Linked DNA regions of Homo sapiens: region 2 is linked to region 1. Evidence: chromatin contacts called from ENCODE Hi-C data. All regions are on one chromosome and are shown on one strand. Each heading gives the region's core, a stretch centred on a gene start or an enhancer-like site at or near the end of the contact. The rest is flanking DNA. Distances are from core to core; before and after follow the strand shown. Region 1 holds the start of TPGS2 (tubulin polyglutamylase complex subunit 2). Region 2 has its middle 82 kb from the start of ZNF397.

Region 1 (4,820 bases), core at 681-3,180:
ATGTTGTCCAGCTGGACTTGAACTGGGCTCTAATAACCCTCCCACCACAGCCTCCCCAGTAGCTGGAACTAAAGACATGGGCCACCATGCCCAGCTATTAATTGATTTTCATATGTTAAAACCACTCATTCCTAAATCACACTTGGTCTTGGACTTCTATTAAAAGAGACACAAATTTTAAAAATCAACCAAACAAATACATAATTTCAAGTAGTGAAAGTGCTATAAGAATAAAAGAAAAAGCAGGGTAAGGAAAGAGAGAGCAAGAAAGACGGCGGTTATTCGAACTATATTCAGGGAAGGTTTCTCTGAAATAATGACATTTGATCAGAGATCTGAATGACCTGAAGAAGCGAGACATTCAGAGAAAGATAATTCCAGGTGCAAGGACTAGCAAACTGCAAAAGCCCTGAAGCAGGAACCCGCTTAGTGTGTTTAAGGTACAGCTAGAAGGCCATGTGGGCAAGAGTGGAAACAAAGTCAGAAAGAGATGAGAGCAGATCTTACAGGGACTTGTGGGTCATGGTACAGACATTTGGATTTTATTATAATTGTGATGGGAAGGCACTGAAGCATGCTTTTCAGCCTTCTTAAAAGACCTTTCTCCTCCTTAGTTTTCTGGCTAACTCCTATATGTCTTTCAAAATCTAGCATCATCTCCTCTGTGACATGTTCTTTAACTTCCCTGGTAAGATCAGTCCCCTCCTCTGTGACATCTCTGAGTAACAGATTACTGACCTCTTTTCACACTCCTAGTGACCTCATTTGTTTATTTTTTTCACAGAACTGTGTCTTTTTCATATTTTTAACCTCACGTCTAACATAGTGGTGAGTACTAAAGAAACGTTTGATAGGCCAGGCGCGGTGGCTCACGCCTGTAATTCCAGCACTTTGGGAGGTCGAGGCGGGTGGATCACCTGAGGTCAGGAGTTCGAGACCAGCCTGGCCAACATGGTGGAACCCTGTCTCTACTAAAAATACAAAAAAATAGCTGGGCGAGGCAGGAGAATTGCTTGAACCCAGGAGGCGCAGGTTGCAGTGAGCCGAGATCGCGCCATTGCACTCCAGCCTGGGCAACAAGAGCAAAACTCTGTCTCAAAATACAAACAAGCAAGCAAACAAAGAAATGTTCGATAAAAGAAAAACTCTGAGTCATTCAGTGGTGCAAGGTTGGATTCCTTTCAGACCCGACGTAGTTGTCGCCCTGGGAGGTCGGGTGCATTACTTCCCCCAGAGAAAGGTCTTGGGTTTCGGGGATAATGCCCTGGCTGAGAATGCCTCCTAGGGGGAGATCCAACTTCCCAACCGTCAGGTGCTTGCTGTGTTCCCTTTGCACGTCTCTGCCCGTCCTTCCTGGGTGGGACCTTGGTTGGCGGTGAGTGGGGGAAACTTCAGGCTTCCCAGCTCTGCCTCCGAACACTCCTGGCAAACACTTTCAAGGCCTAATCACAAACCCAGGTCCCCCACTTTCCTCTGTAACAACGGAAGTCCCAGCAGCGATGTCCACTCCTGTTCTGGGGCCAGCGTCGCACCGCTCACCCCGCACCTCATCCCTCCGCTCCTCCTTCCTTCTCCTCCACACCCTCTCGGCACCGTGCCCCCTTTCCTCACCTAGGATGCGCGTGATGCCCAGGGTCAGCTTCTCCAGGTGCGGCTTGCTGCAGCCCAGCCCCGGGGACGATGCCTCCTCCTCCATGGCTCGCGACCGCGATTCGCGCGCGGCGGGAGCGGGTGGAGGGCCGGACCCCGCCTCAGCGCCGAGGCCAATTTCATGGCATGCCGGGAACGGTAGTTCTCGGCGCCTGAAAGCGCGGCGCAGTGATGATGGGGGCCCGGGGTTGGTCTGACAGCAGCAGCTCCGTGGGGCGCCGGTTCCCGCGGCCCCGCCCGGTGCCCCACACCGCACCTCCGGGACGTAGCTTCCCCTTCGCCCCCACCCTCTCGCCCCGCAGGGGCCGGCCGCGCAGGCGGGGGCGGGCCTCTGCGTGGTGCGGCCAATGGGGACCGAGCCTGCAGGCCGAGGCGTGGCGGCCCAGGCGCGACGCCCCGAGTGGCGGTTGTTTCAAGATGGCGGACGTGGCGGGCCCCTCCCGCCCCAGTGCCGCGGCGTTCTGGAGCCGGGACTGTATCCTTTGCCCGCCTGACAGGGGGCGCCGGCGCCCTCCACGGGACGGCGAGGGGCGAGCCGTCGCGTGGCAGTCCGAGAGCGGAGGAGAAGCTCCGAACTAACCCCGGGGATGGGGACGTGCTGCTCGGCCCCAGTCTAGGTGCTGGGCTCTCCCCTTGCTTGGGTGTTAGGTGGCCGAGAGACTGGTACTGTCTGCAGGTGTGGGGACACGGCTCAGATGCTTCCCAGCGCTCACTACCGGTGAGCTCGAGAAAGATAGCCTTGAGTCCAGGCTCAGTCCAGGGCTGAGATGGCCCTCCGAGGTCCCTCTGCCCACCCTGTCAGAGTGCCCCCAGGCTGACTTGAGTGTGCGGAGCTAGCTCGAAGTTGAGGGAGGAGTCGGTGTTGGCTGGACAGGGAGCCTTTTTGTTTTGATTTAGGATTGTCTTTAGTCTGCATTGCTAGGAGCAAGTCAGGACCTTTCGGACTTAAAAGGCCCTCCAGTGATGATGTATTTTAATACTGGGGTTTTAGGAGAGGTGTGGAGCTTGGTTACTGGGATGTGGTCTGGTGGTGCTGGTTACTGCGTAAGATGGGAATCATTGTGCCTGGAAGTATTGTTGACTTACTTGTGGAGTGCGGGTCACTGGCAGTCATTGAAGTTCTTGGATCGTTGTGAGGTGGAGAAGCAGTGGAACTTTTTAGTCCAGTGGTAGTATTACCAGTTCAGCAGCAGTGATGAGATGTTTGTGTGACAGGAGTGTTTCTTTCCTTGGAGTAGGTAGACTCTTCTCGCTTGAGCTTTGGTCCTGATAATTTACTTCACGTTCCTTAGAGGGGTTACTTGAAAGAGGGACGGCAATCTGTGTTACTGAGTGCTTGCAGAGGCAGCTCTTTTTGTGTTTGCTAGGATTGGTGATGGCATTAATTGAGGCGTTGCTGTTACCTTTGGCAGAATCACTGGGCATTCTTCTTAGCTCCCAGTGAAACTTACAAAACTGTGTTATCAACTCCTTTGTTGAGTTACTAGGATTAGTGTCATGTGTAGAGAGAGGGATATGTTTGTATTCTGTGCTGCTCGTGTTTAGTGTTTGCACTTACTAGACATAATTACCATTTGTCTCTGATAGGTTGGTGAAAAGCAAATGAAATCATGTACATACACTGTGGATGAAAGCATACTAGTGCAGTGTGCAAATTAAATATTTTTTCCTTTACCTTTCAGAAGAGAATATGTGCACTGTGGACAACTGGGCTGAATTAGGAAGTTAGGAAATTGGGATAAGTCTTTTCTCAAGAAACACTGCTTCTGCATTGACATAATTTTGTGATGGAGGAGATACTTGAAGGTTATTAGCTTATAGCATCCTATGGTACTGTTCAAATATAGAATCAATGGTTTGGGGGGGGGACAAGCTATTGCAATGGGACTGAATAAGTGTATTAATAGATATATGGACTGAACCTAAGCTCTTGGTCTTCGCACCCAGTACTTTCACTTACTCATGTAGTTATATCACCCCCTATTTTATGTAGAAGTCATATATACTCCGTTATCTCTTGTATTCTGACTCCCAACATTTAATGTAAAATATTCGTCCTCTCATAGATAGTGAGGAATTGAAATTGTACAGGGGAAAAATGGTGGCGATTATATCCTATAAGATCTAATTCAGATGTATGAAAGGAATTGCAAAGTTGCTAGTGTCACCTTTCCCCTCAGACTATTCCACGTAATGACCAGTTAACATCGAGCCTCAGATATTTTCATTTTAAATCTCCATAGAGAATGTCACTGTAAGCAATGTCAAATGTAAATTTGTTACTGAATATTTGCTGAAAAGCATAATGATAGTTATTAATCATTTGATTTAGTTACATGTCTTTGCATCTTGATTCCTTTGTCATATTGATTATTTCCCAGACCACCCTAGAGCCTTTATAGTAGAATTTTCAATAGAAAAAGACCAAAAAGTAAGTACCTATAATCTGGTATTCTTTTCACACTATTGAAAAAAGATTTTCAATACTTCACCTAAACATTTAGAGAAATGTGATGGAGAGATTTCTTAGTCCTTGATGTTTCCATCATGAGAGGACAGATCATCTGTGACTCAATGGCACCTTTTTTTTTTATTGTTGTTGTTGTGAGTTATACATCTCCTGCACAGTATGATTCAGCAGTGCTGTTTTGCACAAGGAACGTTTTAGTACCTCATCTGTAAACAATGAGTGTGTGGTGTTGTCATGTTATGGGTTAAATCTTCCAGCAAAATATGCTCCTTCAGTTTAAGTTGCCTTTGTCCTTCATTACAGTTCCTAGTAATGTCAGAATGAGTTAGTGTTTCAGCAGTACCTAAATTTGACTGCTTAAATGCACTCAAGTGTATTACCATTAGCAATATCATGGACTTGATATTAAAAAATATGAACTGCAAGTGACCTGGTCAAAACATTGCAGTATAATCTCTGCTGTTGAGTTTTCAAATGGAAACAAAGACTGTATGTTGTGGTAAAAATAATATATTAGCCCAGAAAGTCTCTGTGGTTGATAATAATTACATATACATGTATTGCTGGCAAAACTCAGCAGATTAGAGTAGAATGGGCAGTACTGAACTTATTTCCTTCAAATCCTGGAGGTCTGGGATAGAGGTGCATCTTCCTCTCTACCACTTCTGCCTGGGTTTCTAATTACAGTTAGCCCTCTGTA
Region 2 (4,259 bases), core at 1,128-3,627, 1.7 Mb before region 1:
GGTGGCATGCGCCTGTAATCCCAGCTACTCAGGAAGCTAAGGCATGAGAATCGAACCCAGGAGGCGGAGGTTGCCGTGAGTCGAGATTGCGCCACTGCACTCCAGCCTGGGTGAGAGTGTGAGACTCTGTCTCCAAAACAAAAGGCCGGGCACAGTGGCTCACGCTTGTAATCTCAGCATTTTGGGAGGCCGAGGTGGGCGAATCACAAGGTCAGGAGATCGAGACCAGCCTGGCCAATATGGTGAAACCCTGTCTCTACTAAAAATACAAAAAATTAGCTGGGCATGATGGTGGGCGCCTGTAATCTCAGCTACTCGGTACGCTGAGGCAGGAGAATTGCTTGAACCTGGGAGGCAGAGGTTGCAGTGAGCAGAGATCGTGCCACTGCACTCCAGCCCAGGTGACAGTGTGAGACTCTGTCAGAAAGAAGAAAGGAAAAGAAAGGAAGGGAAAGGAAGAGAAGGGAGGGGAGGGGAGGGGAGGGGAGGGGAGGGGAAGGGAAGGGAAGGGAAGGGAAGGGAAAAAGAAAGGAATGGAAAAGGAAAAGGAAAGGACAAAGAAAGCAAAGTTAGCTATTACTACTAATTTTGGCTTCAATAGCAATCCTGTGAGGGAGGTAGTACAGATATTACTGATATTATAATAATAATCTTCTTAGCCTGATGCTAAACATTTCAACACCGCCCACTGCTTTCACTGCCCTGCAGCAAGAGCAGTCCTAGGCAGCCACATGTTACGTGGTTCAGAGTGGGCGTCTAACCCAGGGCCAGTCAGTATTAGGGTTTTCAAGTGACCACATGGTCTGCCTCTCTGATGGCAATTAGATCCTCCCTCTGCTCTCCCCTTCCCTCTCATTTGCACTAAGGATTGAGAACCTTAGCAGTGAATACCAGAGCTTGAAAGGATGCACAGGGAACGAAGCCACGAGGAAGGATCACAGCATGCTGATGTTATATATGAGCAGTTGCTCTGAAATAGAAAAAAGGTGAAAGTGGTCAAAAGAAAAGAGAGGCCTGGGCACAGGGACTCCCACCTGTAATCCCAGCACTTTGGGAGGCTGAGGCAGGAGGATTGCTTGAGGCTAGGAGTCTGAGACCAGCAATGTCAACATAGCAAGACCCTGTTTCTACAAAAAATGTAAAAATTAGCTGGGTGTGGTGATGCACACCTGTAGTCCTAGCTACTTGGGAGGCTGAGGCAGGAGGATGGCTTGAGCACAGGAGATTGAGGCTGCAGTGAGCTATGATTGTGCCACTGCACTTCAGCCTGGGAAGCAGAGCAAGACCCTGTCTCTAAAAAAAAAAAGAAGAAAAAGCAAACACTCAGGAAAGAACCAAGGAAGGTTTTAAATACGATTTTCTGGAATCTAGTTGACCAGATTTATAGAGCTCACATTTATGTGTAATTAACATAAGTCAGAGGTAACTTAAATGAGTCGCTTCCTTGCAACCCAACACATTCTCATGAAGTGAGGTTCTCGAAAGGGAATAACTTTCCCAAGTTGATAGAACAGAAGGGACCTTCAAGACAATCCAATACCAAGCCCAGCTGAGCACCTAGATGACAGCTAGCATCACCTGCCAGCCCTGTGCGGGAAGAAGCCAACTTGGACATCCAGCCCCCTTGGGCCTTCAGATGACTCCGAGCATCTGTCCATCTGACAGCAACCACAGGAGAGACCTCAAGCAAGAACTGCCCCGCTATCCCATGGAACCATAAGAGAATAATAAATTGGTTCAAGTCACTAAGTTTAGGGTGGCTTCTTGTGACACAGCAATAGATAACTAGAACAATGTAGTTGACAGTGAAGGATAGATTTCATTTTGTTATTTTATACAGGCATTTTGCAAAAAGAATGTGAATTGAGTCACATTTATGCTGTAACAGCTGTGAAATAATTTGAGCATATCACTTTGGTGAGCTTCATAAAATTAAGTGTAAAATGAGGGAATGAGACTAGGTAATCTTTGACATCCCTTCTGGCACTTAAAAATTCTGATTCCCAATAAACTACACAATGAAAAACAACATGGCCCCCAGGGGATAGTTACCTGAGCTAGGCAGAACTTTCCTACCCTAGAAGCGGAGGATAGGAGGGGTGGGGAGCAGGAGGATAGGAATCAAATGCAAGTATTTTTTATAGGCTGCTTCCCAGCACATAGTAGATGCCCAAAAAAGTTGTTTGAATGAAATGTCCCTTTCCTGGGTGCTTTGATTTAATTTGTTTTTCTCACTCAGTTATTTGATCTGAGGTCACTTCCCATGCAAATGAAATAAGAAAGAGGAATCAGAAACACAGACAGGTCCTAAGTGAATTTTTGACATAAATGAGTTTTTAAATGATCTCCATGTTGTTCCTTCACTCTCCTCTATCGACTTGTACTGAAGTTCCCAGAGTGTTCCAGGCAATGGGCATGTCTAAGTAACCTGTTGCCTCTTGGGTTATCCCACTCAGGGGGCTGAGCAGGTGGAAGCCACAGAGAAGTCACACATTATATACAACACTCATTCTTCATACAACCCCGTCTCTGCAATAAGGAAGTGGCCACATCTGCCTCCACCTCATCTGTGGCACTTTATTTTCCACTTCCTGAAAAGAAACAAAGCATCATATATTTACCATGCACACTGTCATGGCCATTACTCAGTTTGTGATGCAATGGATGGGACAAGTGTCGACTCCTCCAGCCTTTCCAGAGACCCTGTAACTGCAGAGAGGACCATAGGGCCAGGAGAAACAGGGCCAGTGAGAGACTCTGATGTCACTCCTCAGACCAACATCACTCTGCGCTGTTCAACAGCAAACAAGCACATACTATGATGACAAGGGAGGTAACTAGGCTAAAAGAAGCTCATTAAAAATCAACTTTATCTATAAAAATTTCCTCTTCTTCCTGCCCTGCTCTCTCCCCACAACTTCCTTCTCCTGAAAATACCTTCGTTAAACTAAGGACTAGAAAACCTGGGTTATTTCCAAAGGGAAGGTCATGGGAAACGCTTCCTTTGGACAGTTTTCTTCATTGGTTATAATTTAAAAAACAGCTCAGGGGTAATTTAAAACACATATTTTACTGGACATGCTGTTCACTTTCAACACAGAAATCATGCTATATACCTTTCTCCGTATTCCCAACTTCTGAATATCCAAGGAGGAAATCCAGTCATTGCCTCATTCATGAGGATAATGGCTCCCAATTGCCCAGTGAGAACCCATAGCACACTCTGCTTTAGCCACCTCTAATGATAACTAAGGCAGTGACCCACTGATGGTCTATTCTCTGCTCCTTCCGACATGCACTGAGTCATTCTTCTACCAGCACAGTGAGTAAGGACTCGTATTTTAAGTGTGCAAGTTGTTGGGTTATTTACTGAAACTTACTCAGCTTCCTTCTCTGGAACCTAGAGACAATAGCAGTAGTCTTGTTGTATGCCCACAGCCTGGTATACAATAGGTGCTCAATGAATAATAGTGTCATACATGTGCAGGGCACAGTGTCTCATGCCTGTAATCACAGTGCTTTGGGAGGCTGAGGCAGGAGTATTGCTTGAGGCCAGGAGCTGGCCAACTAGCCTGGGCAACGTAGTGAGATCCCATCTCTAAAAATACAATAATAATAATAATAATAATCAACTAGCCAGTCATGGTGGCATGCACCTGTAGTCCTAGCTACTCTGAAGGCTGAGCCAGAGGTTCAAGGCTGCAGTGAGCCTTGATCAAGCCATTGCACTGCAGCCTGAGTGATCTCTTAAAAAAAAAAAAAGTTACATACATGAGCACAGTGTATAATTAACTACCTACATATAATTACTAGTGAGATTATTTAGCTAATTTCTTTTCTTTTCTTTTTTTTTTAATAGAGACAGGGGTCTCACTATTGTTTAGGCTGGTCTTAAACTCCTGGCCTCAAACAATCCTTTCACCTCAGCCTTCCAAAGTGCAGAGATTACAGGTGTGAGCCACTGCACCTGACCCGTTTGGCTAATTTCTAACCTTTTACTGCTAAACTCCATGCACCATCACCATGTAGACTATGTCTGCCTGGCTCACCATCCTATCCTTAGCAACTAGCACACTTAACTAATACAAAGAAGGTGCACAATATACTTATGAATGAATGGAATGAAAAGTGCCTAGATGTAAGGTTGCTAAGAGGATGTAATAAAATAATACATGCAAAGAGCTTATTATTGTGCCTGGCACATAGTTGTACATTGTTGCCTACTGCAATTAGTGGTGGTGATGGTGGTATTGGTATAA

Evidence for each region. A loop is a pair of places that touch in the nucleus more often than their neighbours do. Pooled maps may share reads with other maps.
Region 2: a pooled map shows a loop between it and region 1 (2.2-fold over the local background). The contact joins the enhancer-like site here to the promoter of TPGS2 in region 1. A Hi-C loop is called at or near these places in 2 of 50 pooled maps.

What each region holds. Positions count from the first base shown.
Region 1 is chr18:36,827,072-36,831,891 of GRCh38, forward strand. TPGS2 (tubulin polyglutamylase complex subunit 2) reads right to left here and starts at 1,931. Exons shown (of 7, transcript NM_015476.4): 1 at 1,612-1,931. The coding sequence starts at 1,696. KIAA1328 reads left to right here and starts at 2,056. Exons shown (of 10, transcript NM_020776.3): 1 at 2,056-2,125. The coding sequence starts at 2,068. RefSeq lists enhancers at 1,291-1,400, 1,501-2,293 and a silencer at 1,691-2,290.
Region 2 is chr18:35,156,659-35,160,917 of GRCh38, forward strand. No RefSeq gene overlaps it. Among named protein-coding and RNA genes, the nearest start is that of ZNF397, 82 kb to the right of the region's middle. Within about 2 kb of position 2,378, at least 5 of the 41 ENCODE cell types and tissues checked have a DNase peak (open chromatin) inside an H3K27ac peak, as active enhancers do.